Regions from separate parts of the Mus musculus genome. Here regions 1, 3, 4 and 5 are each linked to region 2. The links are chromatin loops, found by intact Hi-C in ENCODE. Cell type or tissue: gastrocnemius. All regions are shown on one strand. Region 1 has its middle 31 kb from the start of Gm29916. Region 2 overlaps Osbpl8 (oxysterol binding protein-like 8). Region 3 overlaps Krr1 (KRR1, small subunit (SSU) processome component, homolog (yeast)). Region 4 overlaps Osbpl8 (oxysterol binding protein-like 8). Region 5 has its middle 14 kb from the start of Krr1.

The links. Peaks named below come from ENCODE experiments on the same cell type or tissue, not always from the same donor. Only the 100,000 strongest peaks of a DNase experiment are listed, where the experiment ranks them.
Region 1: it touches region 2 in a loop (2.2-fold over the local background); 9 of 42 quality-filtered maps call a loop at or near these places.
Region 3: it touches region 2 in a loop (2.4-fold over the local background); 3 of 42 quality-filtered maps call a loop at or near these places.
Region 4: a loop joins it to region 2, with 2.9 times the contacts of the local background. A loop is called at or near these places in 9 of 42 quality-filtered maps.
Region 5: it touches region 2 in a loop (2.6-fold over the local background); 8 of 42 quality-filtered maps call a loop at or near these places.

Annotation. Positions count from the first base shown.
Region 1 is chr10:111,112,339-111,117,338 of GRCm38, reverse strand. No RefSeq gene overlaps it. Among named protein-coding and RNA genes, the nearest start is that of Gm29916, 31 kb to the right of the region's middle. In gastrocnemius, no CTCF peak of the experiment used is centred here; no DNase peak of the experiment used is centred here.
Region 2 is chr10:111,224,109-111,229,108 of GRCm38, reverse strand. It overlaps Osbpl8 (oxysterol binding protein-like 8), which reads right to left. Exons shown (of 24, transcript NM_175489.3): 3 at 4,401-4,437. Among named protein-coding and RNA genes, the nearest start is that of Gm51266, 41 kb to the right of the region's middle. In gastrocnemius, a CTCF peak has its summit at 2,429 (motif pointing left); a DNase peak (open chromatin) is centred at 2,428; H3K27ac peaks cover 471 bases.
Region 3 is chr10:111,975,553-111,980,552 of GRCm38, reverse strand. Krr1 (KRR1, small subunit (SSU) processome component, homolog (yeast)) reads right to left here. Exons shown (of 10, transcript NM_178610.4): 2 at 4,896-5,000; 3 at 3,677-3,811; 4 at 3,316-3,441; 5 at 3,155-3,238; 6 at 1,406-1,462; 7 at 496-666. Among named protein-coding and RNA genes, the nearest start is that of Krr1, 5.4 kb to the right of the region's middle. In gastrocnemius, a CTCF peak has its summit at 2,794 (motif pointing left); a DNase peak (open chromatin) is centred at 2,790.
Region 4 is chr10:111,276,105-111,281,104 of GRCm38, reverse strand. It overlaps Osbpl8 (oxysterol binding protein-like 8), which reads right to left. Exons shown (of 24, transcript NM_175489.3): 14 at 4,547-4,645; 15 at 3,762-3,858; 16 at 717-815. Among named protein-coding and RNA genes, the nearest start is that of Bbs10, 20 kb to the left of the region's middle. In gastrocnemius, a CTCF peak has its summit at 1,993 (motif pointing right); no DNase peak of the experiment used is centred here.
Region 5 is chr10:111,955,724-111,960,723 of GRCm38, reverse strand. No RefSeq gene overlaps it. Among named protein-coding and RNA genes, the nearest start is that of Krr1, 14 kb to the left of the region's middle. In gastrocnemius, a CTCF peak has its summit at 2,785 (motif pointing right); a DNase peak (open chromatin) is centred at 2,800.

The DNA of each region.
Region 1 (5,000 bases), 110 kb after region 2:
CACATACAGAGTTTCCGCTGGGCAGTCTTTATCATGCAAATTAAGGGCCATGCAAATCAGAGCCATCTAAACAAGGGCAGTCCTGCCCAATCAAAGCTGGGTCCTGGTCAAAGGGTCAGAGCACAAGGTGCTTCAGCTTCAGCTTTTTGATGTCCACGTCTATTACTCCTTCAAAAACAGTTTGAGATTCCTGGGCCACATTTGTAAAAATCCCTATTGGGGTTTGGCTCCATTTTCTGATCTGTTATTACCCACTTTCCTCCACTGAATGGAGCTGTAATGGAAATTTTGGATTTTTTTTTTTTGAGTGTTTTTGAAAAACAGAGAAAGACGGTAAGATTATATTTTCATTTTAATCCAAGGTGGGATATGGGGCTGCTTCATACTATAGACAGCAGATGACGATTTGCCTCATGCTCTCGAAGGGGCGTGATTTTGCCAGCCGTAGATAGTTTCTGTGATTGTTTGACATTTGGAATTCTAGGGACTTTTCAGAGGGTATATATAAATGCTAGGGCCCTAAGAGGTGGGATGGGTTATTGGCTGGTTTGCTGTTGGTCGAAGTTTGTTAAGTAGTCACACGTAAACAGCAAGAAGACAAAGAAATTAGATATCCTGATAAAGAAGATCAAACTTGCCCCAAGGAACTCAACACCCCTAATCAACAGGAAGTACTCTAACGAAAATGTCACCCCATTTCTGACCCCTCACTTTATTCAGGGAACCCTTTCCTCTTTTTCTTTTTTCCTCTCTCACCAAGTGTTATGGGATTGAAAGGGTGGATAAAGGGTGGATAAGGGTAGAAGAAATAAGAACCCACAAAGTAGCAAAAAGTCAGCTATCATAGTTTTATGTCAACCTGACACAAGTTGAGTCATCTCAGAGGAGAGAATCTCAATTGAGAAATTGCATCCATAAGATAGAGCCACAGGCAAGCCTGCAGGGCATTTTTGTAATTACTGGTTGATGTGCGAGGACCCACATCTTAGTGGGTGGTGCCACCCCAGGGCTGGAGATCTTGGGTGCTCTAAGAGAGCAGGCTGAGCAAGCCATGAGGACCAGGCCAGGAAGCAGCACTCCTCCATGGCCTCTGCATCAGCTCCTGCCCTCAGGTCCCTGCCTTGGCCTCTATCATTGGCCTGTGATTCAGTATACGTAAGCCAAATAAATTCTTTCCTCCCCGAGTTGCTTTTGGTCATGGTGTTTTGTCACAGCGATAGTCACCCTGACCAAGACGGGGCATGAAGAGGTCATCCAGCTTCCCCGGGTCAACCAGGGAGTGATGACGGAATGAGATTTGAACCAGGTTTTCCCTGCGTGGTTTTAAAGTCCCAATTCTCTCTCTTTGTCGATTAATTTATTTACCCTCCTACCTATCTTTTCCACAGAATGAAAATGAAAGAATGTCTGTTGATAGAATACTTAATCTTAACTACATGACTGTGCCCAGGGACTCTTGTGCTACCCGATTAAAAGAACTAACCAGATCGGGAGAGGTTTGTCCTGGGGGGGGGGGGGGGGGAAGGGGGGAGGGGCTCTCCCTGGGGAAACTACTTTCCCCGTGACTGATAATTCATATACCTCAAGACTAAGAAAGTTATTAACTAAAAAATAAAATAGAAATAAAAATGCCGGTGAAAATTTACCCCTTAAAAAGAGCCGGCATAGCCATGCTGCACGCCTTTAATCCCAGCACTCAGGAGGTAGACAGAGACAGTTGGATCTCTAGAGGTGAATATGAGCACAGTCTCGTTTACAGAGTAAGTTCTAGGCCAGCCAGAGCTGCACAGTGAGACCCAGTCTCTAAAAGGGAAAGGAAAAAAATAATAATAAGATTGATAAAATACTGGGATGGGGTAACGTGACTCAACTGGTATAGTACTTGTCTGCTGTGCACAAAGCCCTGGGTTCGACCCTCAGCAACGCATAAAATGCTCAGTGTGGCACGCCCCTGCAGTCTCAGCGTTGGGAAGCAGAGGCAGGAAGATCAGGAACCTGAGGGTCATCTTTGGCTTCAAGGCCATCTTGACCTATAGACCGCGTCTCAGAATAATGTCAAAAACAATATAGAAGTCAATAATAATGAATAAATAAAAAAACGAGCCAAAGCCGGGCGTGGTGGTGCACGCCTTTAATCCCAGCACTTGGGAGGCAGAGGCAGGCAGATTTCTGAGTTCGAGGCCAGCCTGGTCTACAGAGTGAGTTCCAGGACAGCCAGGGCTACACAGAGAAACCCTGTCTCGAAAAATAAATAAATAAGTAAATAAATAAATAAATAAATAAATAAATAAAGCGAGTCAAAGTCTCTTGAAGGCACCATAAGTTTAGAGAAACGAGGGCTAGGATGTTCCCCAGTGGTTACGGAGCATGTGCCAGGCCATGGGTTTGATCCCCGGCACAGAAAAAGAAATGAGATGAACAGCAGCAAGTAGCTTCACATTGAGCCTGACCAGGAAGGTCCGATCACTCTCTCAGAAAGGAAAACAGAGGATGGAGAATCCTGGAGATGAATATTATAGGTAGAAACTCCAGCACAGAGCGAGGACCGTGAGCCCGATTCTGGACACTCAAGCCACGCGGACCACCTGACACCCGCAGAAGGAGCTCCTGTCCTCTCTTCCTCTTCCGTTCAAGTCTTCCTTTCAGAACTGACTAGTCTTCAACCACGAGCGAGGATAATGAGAGGACTAATAAGTGTAATGGCTTTGTGTTCTTCTGCTAATTATGTTAGGGAGTGGCCCAACCATTGACTGGGTAAGGTATTTAAACTATAAGGCTGTGTCTTTCTTTCCTGGATCCAGAACTTTGGGAAGTATAGAGCAAATTAACATAAGACCTCTACAATTAAGAACAGCGTCCCTGCACTCATGACACTTTCTTTTTTTTTTTTTTTTTCCTTTTTTTTTTCCATTTTTATTAGGTATTTAGCTCATTTACATTTCCAATGCTATACCAAAAGTCCCCCATACCCACCCACCCCCACTCCCCTACCCACCCACTCCCCCTATTTGGCCCTGGCGTTCCCCTGTACTGGGGCATATAAAGTTTGCAAGTCCAATGGGCCTCTCTTTCCAGTGATGGCCGACTAGGCCATCTTTTGTTACATATGCAGCTAGAGTCAAGAGCTCCGGGGTACTGGTTAGTTCATATTGTTGTTCCACCTATAGGGTTGCAGATCCCTTTAGCTCCTTGGGTACTTTCTCTAGCTCCTCCATTGGGAGCCCTGTGATCCATCCAATAGCTGACTGTGAACATCCACTTCTGTGTTTGCTAGGCCCCGGCATAGTCTCACAAGAGACAGCTACATCTGGGTCCTTTCGATAAAATCTTGCTAGTATATGCAATGGTGTCAGCGTTTGGATGCTGGTTATGGGGTGGATCCCTGGATATGGCAGTCTCTACATGGTCCATCCTTTCATCTCAGCTCCAAACTTTGTCTTTGTAACTCCTTCCATGGGTGTTTTGTTCCCAATTCTTTCTGGGTCACACAAGTAAACTTTCCTTGTGTTAAGGACGATAATGTTAATCCCTTTATGTTTAGAATCACGTGGGAGACACATTGTACCCCAAAGATACTTGAGCTGTGTAATTTCACAGTTACAAAGGACATGTCAGAGAGAGCCTCAGGCATGAACTTCAAGGACTGACAGGATTTGTGTAACTCAGAAAAGCTCTGCTGGCCTGTCAGATGCGAGGAAAAGGAAAACTGAGGCTGGGAATAAGCTTGCCTGGAGAGCCTTTACCTAGAAGAGTAATGCCCTCATCCATCCCATAATCAGCTTCCAAACGCTGACACCATTGCATACACCAGCAAGATTTTGCTGAAAGGACCCAGATATAGCTCTCTCTTGTGAGACTATGCCGGGGCCTAGCAAACACAGAAGTGGATGATCACAGTCAGCTATTGGATGGATCACAGGGCTCCCAATGGAGGAGCTAGAGAAAGTACCCAAGGAGCTGAAGGGTTCTGCAACCCTATAGGTGGAACAACATTATGAACTAACCAGTACCCCGGAGCTCTTGACTCTAGCTGCATATGTATCAAAAGATGGCCTAGTCGGCCATCACTGGAAAGAGAGGCCCATTGGACACACAAACTTTATATGTCCCAGTACAGGGGAATGCCAGGGCCAAAAAGTGGGAGTGGGTGGGTAGGGGAGTTGGGGGGAGAGGGTGTGGGGGACTTTTGGGATAGCATTGGAAATGTAAATGAGGAAAATACCTAATTTAAAAAAAAAAAGAGTAATGCCCTGTACAGGCAAAATTGAAGAGGTGTAATCCAGCACTCAGGAAGATGAGGCGGAAGGATCAGACTGTCACACCCAGCTTCATAGTGATTTGTGACAATCCAAGACTACATGGGACCTAGCATGTGTGTGTGCGTATGTAAATGTATGTACATGTACACACACACACACTAATCACATCCTGACAGTCTTTCACCCATCACGAATTATTTCCCCAAGTCTCTTCCCCAAATACCATCAAATTGGAGATTACAACTTTACTGTGTGAGTTTGTTGGCAAAGAAATATCCAGTTTATGCATTGTTTATCAGAAGGTAATAAAGAGAATACGCTTTTCTAACTACCTTCATACAATTTCCTATTAAAAAAAAAAAATCTGCCGGGCGTGGTGGCACAGGCCTTTAATCCCAGAACTCGGGAGGTAGAGGCAGGCGGATTTCTGAGTTCGAGGCCAGCCTGGTCTACAGAGTGAGTTCCAGGACAGCCAGGGCTACACAGAGAAACCCTGTCTCAGGAAAAAAAAAAAAAAAGAATCCACCAGAGAAGCCCAGTGCACTCTCATAAGCCCAGCACACGGGAGTGTGTCAGGAAGATCAGAAGTTCAAGGCCAGCCTCAGTTACGTGGCATGCTTGAGTCTAATCTGGCTGCATGAGATCCCATCTCCCAAAACAATCGAGTAAACAAAACAAAACAAGGACCCAAGATGGTATGTGGGTAACCCAGGATGCCTGGAATAAAATTTAAATGGACCT
Region 2 (5,000 bases):
GCAAACGAGTTGAGACTTGGCACCATGAAGAGAGCCCATAAGAGGTTATTGGTCAAACCTCATTGCAGCAGAAGACCTCAATGTATTGGAGATGCTAATACCATGGGATGATCACCAAGAACAGCAGTGGCAGTGGAGTGGATCAACATGAGCTTAGAGTGCTACAGAGAACAGAGATGGAGAAGTGATGCCAGCCCTTTGGAGGAGCCTAAGATGTTTGAGATGCCAGAGTCATGGTCTATCTGCTAAGAAAAGCTGCTAACAGGGAGTGGTACCAGCCCAGGAGAAAGAAGTTTGTTGCAGTTAACAAAGATGAAACAGGAGCTGGATATCTGAAGACTGCTTTGACATCAGACATGGAGACGCAGAGTTTGGAGTTTTTAGCTGGTTTCCTGTCTTGCTTTGGACATTACAGTTAAATGACTGAATCTCAGAGAGACTGAACTTTGGACTTTTAACATTGTTGAGACTGCTATAGACCATGGGGACTTTGGAAGTTGGACTAAATGTATTTTTGCATTATGCTATGGTTAGGTATGGTCATCATAGATTCATATGTTTGGACAAGCCTATAAGGGCCAGGGGTGAAATGTGATGGTTTGTATATGCTCAGCCTATGGAGTAGCTCTATTAGAAGATGTGGCCCTGTTGGAGGAGGTCCGTCACTATGGGCATGGGCTTTAAGATACTCATCCTAGCTGCCTGGAAGCCAGTATTCTGCTAGCAGCCTTCAGATGAAGATGTAGAACTCTCAGCCCTTCTTGCACCATGTCTGCCTAGATGCTGCCATGTTCCCTGAACCTGTAAGCCAGCCCAATTAGATGTTGTTCTTGTAAGAGTTGCCTTGGTCATGGTGTCTATTTACAGCAGTAAAACCCTAACTAAGACAATGCTTTGCAGAAACCAAACAAAGTAAAACAAAAACAAAATTCAAAGAGCTTAAATACTCACCAATTAAAAAATAAAACAGAGGAGGTAAGAAGTACTAGAGAGATGGCTCAGTAGTTACAAGCACTAGCTCTCTTCAGAGGCCCCGGCTTTAGATTCCCATGCCCACATGGCAACTACAACCATCTACAACTTCAGCTCCAGGGGGTCCAGCACCCTCATCTGACTTCTGCTGGCACTAGGTACAGAGCATGCACACTCATAAACACAGCAACAATAATAATTCTAAAACGAAACAAACTAAATGTGTTATCCAAGGATGGTGTACATCATTAATCCCAGTACTCCAAGGGCAGAGGCAAGGAGATCTCTGTTAGTTCAGGAGCAGCCTACTCCTCACAGTAGGTTCTAGCCAAGCTGGTCCTACACAGTGACTCTGTCTCATAAAAATAAAATAATAAAGTGGGTTAATAAATTGTGACACAAGCATAAGCTACAATAGCATATGCCGTCTGCTTCTGGGTCAAACAGCATGCGTGAGTCACAGAAACAGAACATCAACTATGAAAAGCCAGTTCCCAACATATTACATACACTCCGGTACAGTGCTTAAAAACCAGTGTTGACAGGGCATGTGCTTAGCATGTGTGAGAGGGGGGTTCTGGATTTAAATTTTAGTATCAGAAAAAAAAATGTGTAAGAAATAAAAAGCAAGCCAAGCTCAACAGTAAAGGCACCTGCCACCCAGTGTGATGAGCCACATTCAGGACCCACATAGTGGGACAAGAAAACTGATATACACAAATCGTCCTCTGACCTCCAAATGCATACTGTGACCACATGGACGCTAACACACACACACATACACACACACCCTGAGATACATATGTAATTTTAAAAATTTAAAATTTAAAAACAAATCCTTACCCCTTCTCAAGCAAAAAAAAAAATCAAAAAATAAAAGATTAAAAAACCCACAACATAGTCATCATGTCTAGGGAGAGCCACAAGCTAGAGAAAAGGAAGCGATTACAGCATGTTTGTGCATTTCGTTAGTACACACAGGCATGTGTTTAAGTAACTCCACTACATACACAGGAAAACAGTTCTGCCCACCTTTCCGTCCCAGTGTTTACGTGCTTCTCCAAAGAAGAGCCCAAAGTGGAGAGACCTCATGTGCTCCTGCCGGTCTGGCATTACAGGCCTGTGTCTCCATGCCCAGCTCTCAAGCAACCTCTTTTTCAGACTGCTTTACAGTAAGACAGAGAGCCCATCTTCCTGTGTGTTTTGTCTCAACTAGTTCATAAACATTTCTCTTCATAACACAAATTAGTAGTGCCCTACAGGAAGTCTATAACAGTGCAATATCTGAACAGAGCTTAAAAAGTACAATGACTTTGTTGTTGTGTGTTTACACTGGCACAACTGATAACTATTTGCTAAATAAGTGAAAAGCTATTTGGCAAAGGAATCATTGTGGCAGCACAGCTTCTTAACAAGTGACTCACCTGCCAATGGTGACACTACAGTGCCCCCTGCTGGCTCCACTTATAGTGCATGCAGCTGCTGGGCAGCTTCTCCCACTGAACAGCAAGCACACTGGCATAACATAACAGTTGCTAACAGTTACTGTGCCAGGTAACCGATCACCCTCCCTACACCCTCAGCAACTCGTCAAACTTTAAAGGCGTTTGCAACTTCTGGCATTTCTCTTCTGCTGCATGGAAGCTAACATAAGATACCTAGGTAATCTGCAAGTCCGCCTGACTGCCCTGAAGATTTGAGCCTTTCTTATATAAAATTAAGGTACTAGTAAGATTTAGTGATATCTGTAAGGCGTTTTAAGATTTAAAAATATTCTTGGAATAATAAAAAATGTGTACAAAGAGATTTATGTTCTTCTACTTTTGTTTTCCACTACCTGGTAATATTGCGTGTAATATGTATCATATTGTAAGAACGAACTGCTGTGAGTTAAAAGAAATAGTGTATTACTTTAAATTAGCTTTCTATAAAAAATTAAATATTCTTTCTAATTTATTTGAGAGAAAAAACTAACACAGACCAAAGATATATATACACAGATATACATATATATTAATTATAGAAATTATGGCTTTGTTACGTGACCATGTAACCACATTCATGTCACCATTTGCCCTCTCTTTAGAACAGCACCTGAAACCTCATTATGAAGAACTTTTGCCATTATCTTGCTCATTCCCTTTCTTTGAATCCCCCCCAAATGAGGCCCAGAGCACAGAGATGGCTTGCAACAGTGAGGTGACTACTAAATATAAATACAAACTTTGAAATTAGTTTCAAATGTGTCTGTCATTCAATAAAAATCAAAACCTCTGTTCAATTTATGATGGAATAAAATTGTAATTACTCTGTTAGGCTTTGCTCTCAGTGCTTAGCATAGTACTAGCAGTCCTCAGTGGACCGTGCTTCTGCAGAGCCGAGCTTCAGGCTTACCCTGGAGGATCAGGGTTTAATGAACTGATCTCGGAAGCACTGTTCAGTTCAGTGCTGCTATGATTTCTAATGTCAGCTGCTCCCGTCACTGTCTAAATGGACTAAAACCATCTGAGGTGGCATGTTTTATTTGCTGTGCTTATTCAAAAGCCACCACAATGTCCATCCCTATCCAGAAAACAACAACAAAACCAGCAAAATCTGTTACAGTAAATTGAATATAATTTATCTTAAAGGGTTTCTAGATCTCTAAAATAAAACATGCTTTCATAAAAAGCTCCAAAATACAAACAAAAATGACAATCCAATTACTCTATTAAAATTCTATAAATGAAAACACTTTCTCAGTTTCAAAAGGCAGTAAATAGGTCCCTTTTTTTAAGAAGGAGGTCTTACTAAATATTGAATTAGCTTCTAACTTAGTGGTTTCTCAACTTTCCTAATGCTTCCAAAATACAGTTTCTCGTGTTGTGGTGACACTGGCCATAAAATTATTTTTTCTTTTTAAACCTATTTTTTTAAAAAAGATTTATTTATTTGTTTGTTTGTTTGTTTATTTATTTATTTATTTATTTATTTATTTATTTATTTATATGAGTACATCGTTCCTGTCTTCAGATACACCAGAAGAGGGCATCAGATGGTTGTGAGCCACCATGTGGTTGCTGGGAACTGAACTCAGGCCCTCTGGAAGAGCAGTTAGGGCTCTTAACCTCTGAGCCATCTCTCCAGCCCCCATAAAATTATTTTCATTGCTACTTCATGAGTGTAATCTTGCTACTGTCCTGAATCTTATGTAAAGCTCTTGCTTTCCGGAGCGTGAAGGGGTGGTCTGGCCCTGCAGGGTGCAAGCCACTGCTCTGGATGACTGTGATTAGGTACAGACTCTGTGGCTCACACAGATCATAGCAGCAGGTGAACACTGGTCACTGAGCATCTCACAAGCAAAACTGAAACACTATTTTTCATTTGTAAGTAACACCAACAATATTATTGCGTCCTTAAAACATGACATTCCAACGTTAGCTACTTACTTGATGGCCCAAGGACATCTTTGCTATCACCAAGAAGCTTTTAAGGCAGAGGAATTGAGCAGCAAACACACACAATCCAAACCAGGGAGAAGCAAACACCGGACGGACGGAAGCAGCAGCAAGACAAAAGGACAAGAAGAACAGCGTTAGTCTGTGAGTAGGAGGCACGTGCACAGTAGTTTCAATCATCATAATTTATAAGGCATTTCCTTCTATATACCCAAAACAAAACCAAAACAAAACAAAATAACACTTAAACCTTGGCTTAGGTGATACCAGATATTTGCTTAAACTTGGGGAAGTGAAGCTACGAAGAGACAGCAGAATCACCAAAGCACGCTGCTTTACAATTACTCTAAGCAAACGTTTCTCCTGATTACAGTTCAAGAGAGGGCTAAGCAGCAGGAAGGACCATTCAGAAATCTAAGCTCACTCGTGGTTACTTACCCTTTTAAATGGAAAGCTTTACAAGTACCTAACACTCAATCACTAGTAAGCATTAGTTATACACACCATTAGAGCACTCTACAGAGATTTAGTGTTAGAATATTATAAGTCAAGCAAGATATAGGTTCTACAAAGACATCGATAAAATAGATC
Region 3 (5,000 bases), 750 kb before region 2:
TAAGGCCTAGCAGAAGTTGGAGACACAAACTTTTAGTGAATTTAATCCAATTTCTCCACTTTAATTTTTTTGCCTAACTCTAATTTGAGTTTTCCTGGGAGGGTGTGGCTAAAGAATGTTCATATGAGAAAGAGAGGCGGAGAGGAGAGGGGCTCCTGGCTGTGTGTGTGAAGGAGAGGACCAGAAGACAGCTGACAAACAAGGAAGGAACCTGCAGCTCACAGCTACGGCAACAAATGCATGTGGAGGTAAGACTTTACAGTACGTGGTCAAAATGTGAAACCCCTAGGCAGCTTTTAGCTTCATGGTCCTGGCTGCCTGACACCCCCTCCCCCAACACAGTTTACTCACAACGGGATGCCCACTCCCCGACCCTTGCTATCAAGTTCTCACGTCCTAACACATGCACACCCACAGCCAACCCAAACTCTAGTGTTTCCAAACCCAGGATACTGCAGTTTCACCCGCACCCAGCATTCGCCGCTGGCCACTGACCTGACTCTCTGGCTGTGGGGGCGGGAAGGGCGTGTACTCCTTCTTGACACTCTTCTTCTTCGGTTCCTTGCGTTTATTCACATTTTTGTGCTTGAACTGTGGCAAAAATCTTTCCCAACTTTGTGATCGTAACTCGGAATCTTTTGCCAACTCCCGTTTAATCATCAAGGTCTTTAGGCACATACATATAAATAAAACTATGTATTTTAAAATTCATACATTATCATCATCATCATCACATTGCTTCTAAAAGTAAGGACAAGCTTCTCGTGTTCAGAATGAAACCAACTGCAACGAAACTAAGCCTGCACAACCAGCCAAATACCAGAAACTCTAAGTCTAGATCAAACGAAGACATCATATGAAAGCGAAGCCCAGCTTCCCTGCCATCGTCCACTAAATAACAGGGGGAGTTGGTGCTTAGTTAGCTGTTGCTTCCAGTGAGTGGGAAGCCTTCAGTAGCAACTGAGGTATCCTAAGTCCCAGGAATTTAAAATCACTTTTACCCGCAGCTTCCTGAAATGTCAGCGCATCCCCCACAAGCACCCATCAACACTATGGCTGCATCAGTGTCTCCCCACACACGGTGCAAGCATTAACTCCCAAAGGAAGCTTTCATGCAACCTGAGAGTCCAGACTTTGACACAGGCAGAAAATCTACTGATGCCGCCTATCCTCAGTCCTGAGCGGCCTCTCTTCACTGCACTGGAATGCTACAATGAAGGACAGGGTCTCTTTCCATAGATTTTACGAGGGAGATACAATCTCCAAAGAGGGCCAGGGTAGAGAGTGGTGGGACAAATTTTATCCCCAATTCTCTACATATTACATTTTCATACAATATTTAATTTTCAGTTTGTGAAGTAGAACTCTGACAATCACTAATTAATAATGTATAAACAAGACTCACTTTAATGTTATAAATTGGATGGATATTCTTCATGGTATCAAGGACTACTTTTCGAACCTGCAATTTACAAAGAAAAATGAAGCGGTCACAAAGATTTCAACAGACTGGACAGAAGAGGGGTAAGCTCCTGTAAACTCTCCTGTGAATCAGTGTCTATGGCCACACCGGATCCCATGAATCAGAGTCTATGGCCACACCGGATCCCATGAATCAGTGTCTATGGCCACACCGGATCCCATGAATCAGAGTCTATGGCCACACCGGATCCCATGAATCAGAGTCTATGGCCACACCGGATCCCATGAATCAGTGTCTATGGCCACACCGGATCCCATGAATCAGAGTCTATGGCCACACTGGATCCCATGAATCAGAGCCTATGGCCACACCGGATCCCGTGAATCAGTGTCTATGGCCACACCGGATCCCATGAATCAGTGTCTATGGCCACACCAGATCCCATGAATCAGAGTCTATGGCCACACTGGATCCCATGAATCAGAGTCTATGGCCACACCAGATCCCATGAATCAGAGTCTATGGCCACACCAGATCCCATGAATCAGTGTCTATGGCCACACTGGATCCCATGAATCAGAGTCTATGGCCACGCTGGATCCCATGAATCAGAGTCTATGGCCACACCAGATCCCATGAATCAGTGTCTATGGCCACACCAGATACACTTTAACTGTTCTCAGTGGTTTCTCCATCTTCTGTGACAGCAGTCAACTGTTTCAAACAAAGCATGTCTCATGACTATGACCATACAGTAAATAACTAACAAAGTACCCAAGGCCCTACAGGTACTACTGATTAGGGCAAGACAGCTGGATTTAGAGTCAAAAGACGAGGGTTCAAATCCTGGCATAGGGGCTACAGCTCAGCAGGAGAGAGCTTGCCTATTGTGCACAAGGCTTTGGGTTTGATTTCCAGCACTGCAAAAATAGTAATTGTTATTATAATAATAAATAATAACCCTGGGACTACCACATCACGTAAGAGTCGATTAATATTCCTATTTCAGCTTTATATCTGTAAAATGGAGATAAAACCATATCTCAGATCTACTGTAAGAATTAAGTACCATATTTCCAAACATGTAAAACTGTAAAGTATTTGATGTTATTATTGCTCCACTAGAAAAGAGTAGGTAATTTATGAGAGAGAAGCCATCAGAATGCCTACTAAGGGAATTCCAAGAGGGAGGCAAACCACACAGGCAGATCCAGCTCAACACGGTAAGAACAGGACCTGACAGGAAGCTATGTCCCATGGGTGTTCTCACAACATCTGAGAAGGTGCAGAGATGTCTACAAAAAACACTAAACCAAAAGATCCAGTGGTTTAAAGGGAAAGGTTGTAAAGGCTGACCTCTACTGGTTGCACGCGTTACTGCACTACCAGGACCTTGGCTCAGTATCCAGATGCTGACACCATGTGTGGATTGCAAGGTGAGCTACTTGGATCTGAACTTCCTCTGAGGTCTTACAGTGGGAAGGATGCTGATACATACACCTAACTGGGAACCGCACGTCTCCACAGCTGTCAAAGGTTGCCCAAAGCACCTGAGATTCTAGGAAGTGATGACGCCCTCAAGTTACATAGCAAACTATTTACAACTTAGAAACCAAAGCACATTCTAAAAATACGAAACGATTAGAAGACATTACCCGATGAACACTTATGTGACAACCACATTAGTTATTTCATGTGTGTCTGGTGGAAGTGTCGGGTCCTAGCTCTCACCTCTTTGAGGCCACTGAAAGGTCCGATGGCTGAGACCGTGTTCCCCTGAACCATGACGTAGCAGTTTGTCAGGAGCTCCAGTGCCTGAGGCAGAAGAGCAAGATCAGACTCAGTGCTCAGAGAGTAAGCGAGAGGTGCCCACGCCCCTTAACGACAAGTACCTTCAAGGTGGATCCTTTGGGACCAATAAGCCGCTGTCTTCTCTTCACAAACCTCTCTTTATTTCTCACTAGAGAGCCGATTTTAATGATGTCACACGCAACATCATCCTGAAGTATCCGTACTGCCTTTTAGGAGAAGGGAAAAAGCATCAGCATTTTTCTTTTCCAACCCCAGGCTACTAAAATGCAAGCACAAGCATGGACGCTGGGAGGAGGGAGGTGGGCAGATGGAAAGACGCAGCATCACAGGCTGGGGAACACGCTCCCTTGCTTCCCTGAGACCCTGCCCGCTTTGTTTTTGTGAGCAGAGTCTCTCACTGGCCCAGAGCTCACCAAGTTAATCCCCCTGGCCCAGACACACCTGTTCAAAGGAAACGCTCCTGGCCAAGAGCTTTATTAGGTCTCGGGCCCTAATGATGATGTAAGGGTCAAACGTCTTCTTTGTTGTACAAACAGTCATGCTACCCTCGATCAAGTCCAGCGTTGCTTTAACATGCTACAAAAACAAGGAAAGAACCCAAAATGGGTTCAGTTGTAGATCATTATAGAGTCGACCCCAACCAAACTAAGAACCTCTGTGCCCATCAGCTAACTTCCAAAGCCTCTCAACTCCCTCCTGGAATCAGCTGGGCCGTTAAATACAAATGATGAATACTTGATTAATTTCACACTTGACAGGATGTAAGAAACTGAAGCAATTGTAACCCAAGACCGAGAAATGAATTTTCCTTTTTAATCTCTTTCTACTTGGTTAAGGGACTAAATACAAAACAAATTATGACAGGTTTACAAAGCAATAGTTAGCAAAAGTGAGCACTAACTCTCAAGAACAAGAACCACATGAGGGAGGAGGGAGAGTGCACATTCGAGCACATGCACACGTGGAGGCCAGGGGTCGGCTCTCAGTGTCACTCCCTAGGCACTGCTTGGAGCTCACCAAATTAGCTGTCGGCTAGCCCGTGAGTCCTGGGTCTTCTGCCTCCATACCTGGCTGCTTACACAGGGTCTGAGGATGGAGCTCCAGGCCTGAGGCTGGCATTACAAGCACTTCACCAACTGTGTGAGCTCCACAGCCCCAAGAACTGGATTTTAACAGAGCAAAGCAAAAGGCTCTTTTCTGCCTTGTGACACATTCAGAAGAATCCTGCATCACGGTGGGTGAGCAATGAACATTTCAACACCAGCACTCTGGAGACTTGGCGGCAGGGAGCAAACATGGAAAAGCTGGGTGCACCAGCGAGTGTTGTTTAAAATAAACTCTGAAACATGGCTTGGCTAAAACTGGCCAGGTACACGAGTACATGATTACCACCACTGCCTACGAAAGGCATTTGGAGTTGTGGATGGAACAGGTAATCCTAGATGGCTTGAGGAACCTCTAAACTATTAAGAGGACAGGTATTTCTCAAAATACTTTAATTATGCACAAAATTAAAAATGAATGAACTCTAAGAATAAAGGTGACCTAGATTCTTTTAAATACTAAAGGAACCAAATTAAGCAGCTATGTTGGCATTTCTAAAACCAAAATCCACCAGCACACACAAAGCTCTGAAAGGAACTGTTTAAAGCAGGCGTACATGCTCATTCAAGGCCTTCTGCACCAGCGGCCAGCACTCCTTCAGGTAAGCCTCGCGGTATTTCGGGAACAAGGTTGCGAAGCTGCTCTCCTCCAAGAGTCCTCT
Region 4 (5,000 bases), 52 kb before region 2:
ATGTGATAGCAAACAGACAATATTAACTTCTGAGAGGACACAGACAATGGAATGTTGTTTCTCATACTTATTTGGTCATGGAACTCCCCTTTTATAAAAAATTAACGAAACTTGGCAACACAGAAAACAAATGTTATCTTCTTTTATGAATCATTCTATCCCCATGCTCTAACCTTATTTTTCTCTAAGCAATACACTACTTTGGGAGAAAAAAAATCCCCATTGCTTGTTGGGCATTTATGTAATAAATGGTATAAAATTTTAAAATTCTTATTCATTTGAAATTGTAGTTATTTTATTTCACTCCTATTTTAAGAACTGTAAGCCAAGCTCTGAGCATTATCTGGCCTCCTGCCAATGTAAAGTAGGCATTGTAGCCCCCACTAGTGATCTCAACAAGAGGGAGTCTGAGGCAGGAGGATCCTGACTTTAAGGGCAGCCTGAGCTACACAGTAAGGCTATGACTCAGAAACTGTCAAATAGAGTGACGAAAACAAATTCCATTATTATAAATCAGTTTCTTAAGGATTGCATCACAAAAAAGGTAAGTGTGTGAGAATGACTTCACCATTGAAGTAGCCAGCAAACAGCAATATGCTCATATAACTATGAGCCAAAGTTTTTAAATAGGTACTTCTCAGTTCAAATGTAACAAATTCCAGTCACAAAAATTTCCTTACAAAAATGCTGTAAGAAACACCTGCTATAGGAATTACCTTTACAGTGAGCATATGGCATTGTCATGACGTAATCTTCACCTCTGTTCAAGAAAGTTAACCGGGCTTCTCCCTCCAATATGGCAGATAACGAGTTTCCTAAAAAAAAAAAAAAAGTACTAAATCTCACAAAACGAGTGCAACCAATTCAAAACAAAGTATACTTGGGACATCTACATTCCTTCAGTAGAAATATTTAAAATATCTTAATCTCATTACATGTGCCAAGGCACATATTCAGCACCTTATAACTAAAGCATTACTTGATTCATAGTCTCAATCTTATAAGATTTGATTTTTTTCTTTTGTTTTTTGTTTGCTTGTTTGTTTTTTGAGACAGGGATTCTCTGTGTATCCCTGGTTGTCCTAGAACTGACTTTGTAGACGAGGCTGGCCTCAAACTCAGAGATCCACCTCTGCCTCCCAAGTGCAGGTAATAAAGCCATTTATGCATTTAGCCAGGATGTGCCCCCATCGCCTAGACAAAATGAGTATTTCCAAAAGGCATACTTAACTATTTGTTTAGTTAAATCAAATGAAAAAAAAAATCCCATCATGACTAAGTCACAATATAGGTAACTCTAAAGTTGTAACTATTTATAATTGATTCAATAATTATTTAAATGCTTTAAAATTATGCAATATTCAAGTGATAAAATGCCATAGTGATTTCTTCTAGCTTGGGTCTCATGTTTTTTTCTTTCCTTAACATCTGGATCTTTAATGGGGCATAATTAATGTACAATGAACAGGCTATTTTAAGCATTAAGTATGATAGTATGTGGTACTACATAGAGGAGTCTGGCTTGGTAGCACATACCTGTATCAACATTTGGGAGGTAGACACAGGAGGACTGGGGGTCTAGCATCAGCCTGAACCACAGAGAAAGGTCTTAAATGGCTATTTCGAATGACTAGGGGCTGGAAATGTAGTTCTGTCCTTATCTACCATGTTCAAGGCTAGGGTTTGATCCCCTGTTTACTTGTCTGTCGATTGGCCTGATTATGTATGTACTTCCTATCTACCTATCTACCTCCATGCCTAACCTATTATCCTAAAATGTCCCTATTATCTCTGGGAAAACACTGATCTGTTCCTACCATTCTATTATTACCAATTCTAGCAAGCATTATAAAATATATAATTTATATTTGGCTTATTTTACCTAGCACATATTTTTCAGATGTCTATGCTACTGTCTCAAGCATTCATTTTTTTTTAAAAGATTTATTTATTTATTACATGTAAGTACACTGTAGCTGTCTTCAGATACTCCAGAAGAGGGCGTCAGATCTCCTTACAGATGGTTGTGAGCCACCATGTGGTTGCTGGGATTTGAACTCTGGACCTTCGGAAGAGCAGTCGGGTGCTATTACCCACTGAGCCATCTCACCAGCCCGCATTCATTTTTTAAATAGAAACTCAGTATTCTATAGCTATGAAAGGTCTACAGGAGTTGGTGTTGGATGTATGTACAGCCATGACCTTCCCCTGGTTCCCAACTAGCCCAGCCCTAATAGCTACCATTTCTACTGTCTCTTGATCAACTTTTCTAGGGTCCAACATAAGAGCTGCCATGTGCTATTTGCGTAATAGGCTACTTCATAAGTTATATATACATAGTCTCCTCAGATGTCTGCACTCAAAGGAAAAAAATGAGGATTAAAAAAAAAAAAAAAGAGCCAGGCGTGGTGGTGCACGCCTTTAATCCCAGCATATGGGAGGCAGAGGCAGGTGGATTTCTGAGTTCAAGTCCAGCCTGGTCTACAAAGTGAGTTCCAGGACAGCCAGGGCTACACGGAGAAATCCTGTCTCGGAAAAAAACCAAAAGTACCCTTGTAAAGTCTGGATTCTTTCAAATTATAAAGAGCCAGCCCTGGGACATGTAAGTTGTATTAACACATAAGAAAAAGAAAGCAAAATGCAGAAACAATACCAGAATATAAACCATGAACCTGGTCCACAGTAAGGGATGTCTACAGGGAGGAACAAGGACTCATTAAAGCCACTGATAGTGTAGCTGGGGTGGGTAAGGGGACTGAAGCTTAATAGGAGTAATCTCAATATAAAATATGTGGAACTTTGGGAGAAAAAAAACCCCACCTCAAATCAAAAGCAAAATTGGTGTGGGGGAGGGGGTGTTGAAGCTGTAATACTGTAGGGTTCCTGTCACAGACTCATTTCTGACTGTGACTACTCACATAATTAAAATTTAAATTTCTGTTTACATATTTTAGCTTTTCTATTTTGCACTTATGTTTGTTTTCTTAGGTTTAAAATTCTTAAATTTAATTCTCTGAGTTTTTAAGTATTTCTAAAATTAGAAAGCCAAATAATAGCATTTAAAGATAATATTCTACCACTATATAATTTTGTACCTCTGTCTTCTTTGAATTGTAAAGATACAGTATTAAGGCTTCCTACCATATTTTTCTATAATCCTCTCTATACTCACAAACATTTTCAATAGTATGTCATTAGCCCAAGGTTAAACACCATTGCTCAATGACCCAGGGTCAAAGTAGATTCTCTCTAAATTCAAAGACTAGAAATGAAAGAGCAATTCCCTCAGGTACCCTGAAACCAAACCAAACACACTGGTGAGATAAAGGCAAAACAAACTCACAATGCATGAGCGGGATGTGGTAGGCACTCACTGTGTCCTGCCTTAAGCGATGCTTTATATGTGGTGCTGAAGTTTGATAAATGTGCCTTTATAAGAACTAAAACAGGCTCAGTTAAAGATGGTACCTAAATGACATGAACTCCTTGCCAAAAATGACAAATAAAATCCATTTATTGCTGGGCATGGTGGCGCACGCCTTTAATCCCAGCACTCGGGAGGCAGAGGCAGGTGGATTTCTGAGTTCAAGGCCAGCCTGGTCTACAAAGTGAGTTCCAGGACAGCCAGGGCTACACAGAGAAACCCTGTCTCGAAAACAAAACAAGCAAACAAACAAAACAAAAATCGTATTTACAAATGAAAACGTACCAGAAAACACAACATTTTGGAGAAGCACAGTTTAGGATAAGGGAACACTCACCATAAAACTTGGACTTAGCCAGGATGCTACCACTAAGGCAAAACCCATCTTTCCGGTTACTGACATAAAAGGCAGATATTGGTGGGTGATGGGACACCTAGTGAACACAGGAAAAGTCAAAGTCAGGACATTTAAGAAAACAAGCTTGCAACTGTGCTAATAGCAAGCGTTCAGAAGTCAGCACGAGTAAGAGGACAGCTGGTAAGCAACAGCATAAGTATTAGTCACTACGGTAACCAGATTTCTGTCTCTAAGGAAATGGACCCCCTGGCAATCGTACCACAAGACAAAAAAAAAAAAAAAAAAGTTTGATTTTGGGTGGAAATGATAATACACCATTTCTAACTTGAGATTATAATACAGCTTTCAGAGAGGAGGGTTTTAGGAGCCCCTCCAGCCCTGCCCCCAACCCCAACAGCAGGTGCACAAAGCTCAGAAAACCCAGTTTTTGTGCTGTTAACAATGTAGGGAAGCACTACCAGCCGAGGAACTAATAAATTCTTTCCTCAAAAGCCATGAGATGACCATGGAAAGCAATCATCTATCCCAGCCAAATGTAAGGAGAATTATAAACTGGTGGGCAGCCTGACTGGAGCCACGCAAGAGCCAAGTGACGACAGCCATGCTCAGCAGCATGGTATTCAGTAGTGTCCTGCTCTAGAATGTTCAATGCTTATCAAAGCTTACCTAGCAATAAGCTAAATAACAGTGATTTACCAAGTAAGACTTTCTCAGAAAATGTCCTAGCACCTACAGATCCTCTTGGTAACACACACTTCTCATACCTGTTCAGCAATATAGAAAGTTTTGCTGTTTGTTCTGGGATGAATCCATAAACATCGGAAAGTCTCACCAAGTATAGGATTATATGGTTTCTTTAGTCCCTGGTTTTAAACAAAACAAAACAAATCACTTTTAAAATTTACAAATACAGGTTTAAAGTTAAATTGTCTTGTCTAAAAGACCATCTTATAAAGTTTCACAGTAAATAAAATTTACATGAAATAAAAATATAACTTCAATCAGGATTCTATCTAAAGACAAACTTTGCAATTTCATGGTAACTGCTGGTATACAACCTTAACATTATACATAAAAACTTAAAAAGAGAGAGAAAACTCAAGAATATATAAAGATGAAAGAGGGCAACGGGCATAGAAAATGGCCAAATTGTAAAATTATACATGTGTGAAAATGTCAACCAATAATAAATAGGATGTAAAAGTAAGACAGCAACTC
Region 5 (5,000 bases), 730 kb before region 2:
AAAGTCTATTTCCCTTTCCCCATTTCCTCATAGTCTCCGGCAGTGTCACGTCCTTGGTACGTGCTCAGTAAATATTTGCTGCATGAGCAAATATTGGGCAAATAGACAAATGTATGCAATTGAATTCCAGCTATGCAACTTAGGAGCAGTGTGACCTTGGTCAAGTTACTTAACTTTTCTAATTTCCTATGTTCTCAATTTGAAAAGGAAAGAACAATGGTATTTTACCTGCTTGATTATAAAAAAAATTAAACGTCAATGATACAATAAAAATTACTACACCAATCTCTTCTGAGGGCGATGCCTCCAATGATCTAATCCACCTTCCACGAAGCCCCACCCCTTAAGAGTCGGTAGAACCTTTCAGCTTCTTCAACTGAGACCAAGTTTCTAATGCATGATCCCTGGGGAAGTAAACAACTATATAAGATATCCTCTCCCCCCCCCCCACCCTGTGTGTGTGTGTGTGTGTGTGTGTGCGCGCGTACGTGCCTGCCTGCCTGCCTGTCTCTCACTCTTTGTGTCTGTCTCCATCTCTCTCTCTCTCTGAGGGTCTGTCTGTCAGTCTTCCTGCCCCCCTCACCCTCCCCACTGCTCTTTCTCTCTCTGTCATGTGTATGGTGTACAGACATGAGTATCTAGGTAACAGTGCCTGGATGTAACTGGGACACCCTGAGAGGGAGGAAGGGGAAGATGTGGAACCACAGCTGGATCCCAACATGTATACCACAACAACTCACCAGGCCTCACCACAATGTAGTCTCTCATCACAAAAGCTACTTGATTTCAGGTAAATCAGGGGACATGAAAGGTCACAGTGGCTAGAAGGCAATTTGAATGTGTTTTCCTTTCAATGGTGACTTCTTCTTCTTCTTCTTCTTCCTCTTCTTCTTCTTTCCTTAAGATAAATTTCTTGTTTGGTCAGCATTCACTGGTGATAACAGAACATCTATTACAACTTGTGGGGAAACATGGTTCATTAAGGTCTACCATGGCTGGATAGCTCCTCTGAGCTAGATGCAAACTGGAGGACTCCCTTTACCAGCAAGGCCTCCCCTTGTCTGGGGAGCCAGTCCCACCATACCCTGTGCCTGTGGAAGGTCAAGTAGTCCTTGGCAGACCTACAAGTTCAACTTCCTCCTTCTCCATAAGAACCCGCCTAGCAAGTACTTGGGACTCCTGGAATGCCTCTCCACACAATGAGGACTTTCCAGTACTTTAAACTTCAGCCAATGGAACTTCACCTCAAGAATCCCTTCACATTCTCCATGTTCCTATATATAGCCCTTGTTCACCCCAATGAAGTGTATATGTATAAGCCCGCCCCAAATAAAGGTATGCACACAAGCTAGGATTGTCTAAGAGAGCTGTTTTATTGAAGATTGTTAGAGAAGGTCTTTGTCTAAAAGAGCTGTAACACCAAGATCCTTGGAAAAGCCCTCCCCCACCTCTTTCTGCAGATCCCCACTGGTTCCGGACTCTTCTTCACCCTTCCAGCCCAGTGTGCAGCAATGTCTGGACATCCCAAGACGGAGGAAGTGGAGGACGTGAAACCACAGCTGGACCCCCACATGCATACCAAAACAACTCGCCAGGACTCGCCATTTTTTATACAAGTGCATTAGTATAGTGAATGTACTAGTATAGTGGTTGAAGTTCCTTAGAGACAAAGAGAGAGACTGACGAAGAAAAGGAACCAAAACTCTTGAGTTATTTTACAACCTATAGATGTGATATCCAGTATTACATAAACACATATATGATTATATAGATATACTTGCCAATCTTGCAACGTCTTTTATAGAAAACACTGAAAAATCCCATGCTAACAAGGAGGTAAGTGGTGAGCTCTGCCCTGAAACCTGGCAGAAAATTTGAAAAACAAGATGGAATAAAAGATAATTTTGTAAAATGAAAACAAAAGCAAAAATTGGTAGATTGTGTCATTACTTATGCTTATAACTGTTGGGAGTCAGACCTGGGACAAACAGCTGAGGTGCGTAGTTTACAAACCAACATGAACCTGGCCTCCAGGATCTCCCAGCATCCCTCAGTTCTTACCTGGCACACCCAGCCCTCTACCCTGAACTTTCCAGCCCAGGGGCTGGGCTTCCCCTCCCCAGAAGCTCTTCCCTACATAATCTAGACATTATGGTCTCCATCTTCTTCTCCCTCTGTGCATGCTTTCTCTCTTTCTCTCCCCCCTCCCCTCTGTCGCTCTCCCAATGGCCTAGTTCCTTGGGACTAATGAAGCCTCTTGAGAATGGCTTCCCAATGAACCTGCCTTTATATACTCTAATCTGGCTTGAGTTGGCTCATTTTACTGATGGAGAAGTAACTTATCAATAACATGTTTATGGGCTAAGAAGTGACAAATTACTGATGCTTGATTCAACAGATACCCAATAAACTTTACTTGGCTTGCCTAGTGGTTTGAAATGAATGATACAGAGACAGTGTATCAGTTATCACAATCACCATAAGCCGGTGGTTCCCAACCTTCCTGATGCTGTGACCCTTTAATACAGTTCCGCATGCTGTGGTGACCCCAACCATAACATTACTTATATTGGTACTTTATAACTACAATTTTCCTACTGTTATGAATCATAATGTGAATACCTGTGTCTTCTGATGGGCTTGGAGTCGTGACCCACAGGTTGAGAACCTCCGCCTTGAGGTCAAGCTCCACCTATTTAGACCCCAATTTAAAGGGAAACGAAATCACTATGTTCAGTTCACTTGTCTGTCTCTGTGAGAGGAAGGAGTCTGAGTTTCTCTTTATCACCACCAGGGGGAGCCCTCATGCTCTGTAAATATACCCGAACATAACTGATGTTTCAAAATCACCACTGCTAACTGTGGTGTCTCATCCTGCAGTGAGCACAGGGTTTACAATTAGACCTAGAAACAGCAACAGGTGAGTCCTCTCTCTGTAGCACATCTTACCTTGGGTAACCAGCTACTGCCTGACATCGGTCCACCTCTTACCAGGCATTCTGTATAGTGGGGAGGGGCGGGGGGGTGGGGAGGGGGGGTTGCACAGGAAATTCTCCATCCCTCCAGATCTTAAGCAACATCTCTATTCGGAATGAAACTACAAAATTAACTCTGAAGCCATGGGAATGGCACTCAAAAAGTAAGGTATTGAAAGCATAAGGCAGACAGCAGAGTCCAAAGATAGTTAGGACAAAAATAATCCCCACCACACACTCCCTCGGTGGACTCCAATTGGCTAAGGTCTGAGGATGAAGAATATTCAGACAAGCTGCACATTCCACAGCAGCCAGGCAGCTCATGACGGTCCCTCAGGGGTGATCGCAACAGGCACAGTCTTACCTTTTCTAGCTCTCCAACGAGAACATCTGTGTGATTTAGTTTCCACCCCAGGCTCCCATCTATTTATCACTCCAGGGTACCCAACGTCTCCTCTGAAATGCAATATTTTCCTAGAAATCTCTCTCCTTCTCTGCTCATAGATTCACACACAAGATGGGCTTGAATGCTCCTCAATTGTGGAGAAAGGGGGCAATGAGAAAGTCAGAAACCGAGCAAACGGGAACCTCTAGTCTAGCTCAGTGTTGATTCTTTGTTCAGCCTCTACTGTGACCTCAGTGACAGACAGCCTTGGACATTCTGGTGACTTGAGGAAACAAAAAATACGATCTCTTCCTCGTGTTGGTTAGCATTTAAATATTTTTTAATAAAGGTTTGTTTTAGGGTTTTAGTGCTGTGAACAGATACCATCACCAAGGCAACTCTTATAGGGACAACATTTAATTGGAACTGCCTTACAGGTTCAGAGGTTCAGTCCATTATCATCAAGGTGGGAACATGGCAGCATCCAGGCAGGCATGGTGCAGGCAGAGCTGAGAGTTCTACATCTTCATCTGAAGGCAGCTAGGAGAAGACTGGCGTCCAGGAAGCTAGGGTGTGGGTCTTAAAGCCCACACCGACAATGACACACCTACTCCAACAAGGCCACACCTTCTAATAGTGCCACTCCCTGGGCCAAACATATACAAACCATCACAGTTTTTTGTTTGATTTTGTGAAATTACTATGACTTTATTTGTTGACAATTTCACATGTCTGTATAATATATTCTTGCCACTCTTGTCCCCCCACCCTCTCTTATCTGCCTCTGTCTGCCATCAACCTTCGACAAAGTCCCCATCCTACTTTCATGTCTTTCTGTTCTGGTTTTGTTTCACTTCAGGGCCCACTGGGCTTTACTGTGGCCTGATTAGTATATTTTGAATGATAAGTTCTGTCATTGATTCATTCTGTGAAAATATATCTAACAACAACTTCATCACCCAAACAGCATTAGGCTTTAATATGATTGACATCATTCCTATCTACATGTGGACATGTGGGGAAGAAGAGGCCGAGTCTAAACTAACCTAAACTAAATGGCTGGTGTTAACTAGGCAGATACTAAACTAACCTGAACTAAATGCATAGCGTTAGCTCTTCAGTTCTGTGTTCCACATGGTGGTCACACAGTACAACAGAAACACACTTCGGTGTTCTTCTAATTATTTCAAATGGTAGGAAATAAACCAGGGCATCAAATGACTTACATTGTGACATGGTGGGGTGAATGGCTTGATTTCCTAGGCTTCAGTTTTCTCACACACAGCTAGCAGGGCTTGGATAGAATTGGCAGGTTCTTTCCAGTACCAAGGTAACAGGATCCCTGTCAAATGCCACATGGTGCGTTTACATCATTGTAACCACATGTCTGACAAGGACAAGTTACAGATGGGAATAATGTATTTTGGCTGAGGGTTTCAGAGGTCTCCATAATTTAGGAATAACAGAGCAGAGCTGCTGACCTTGGGGCAGGAAGAAAGCAGAGCAAAGAAACCCCAAGAAAAGGTCAGAGTTAGACATTGCACCCCCAAAGGCACACCCTAACAACTCTAGCTAGGACCCACCACCTGTCGATGTTCCCACAATTTCAGGATATGCTTTCCACAAATTTAGAAGATGAC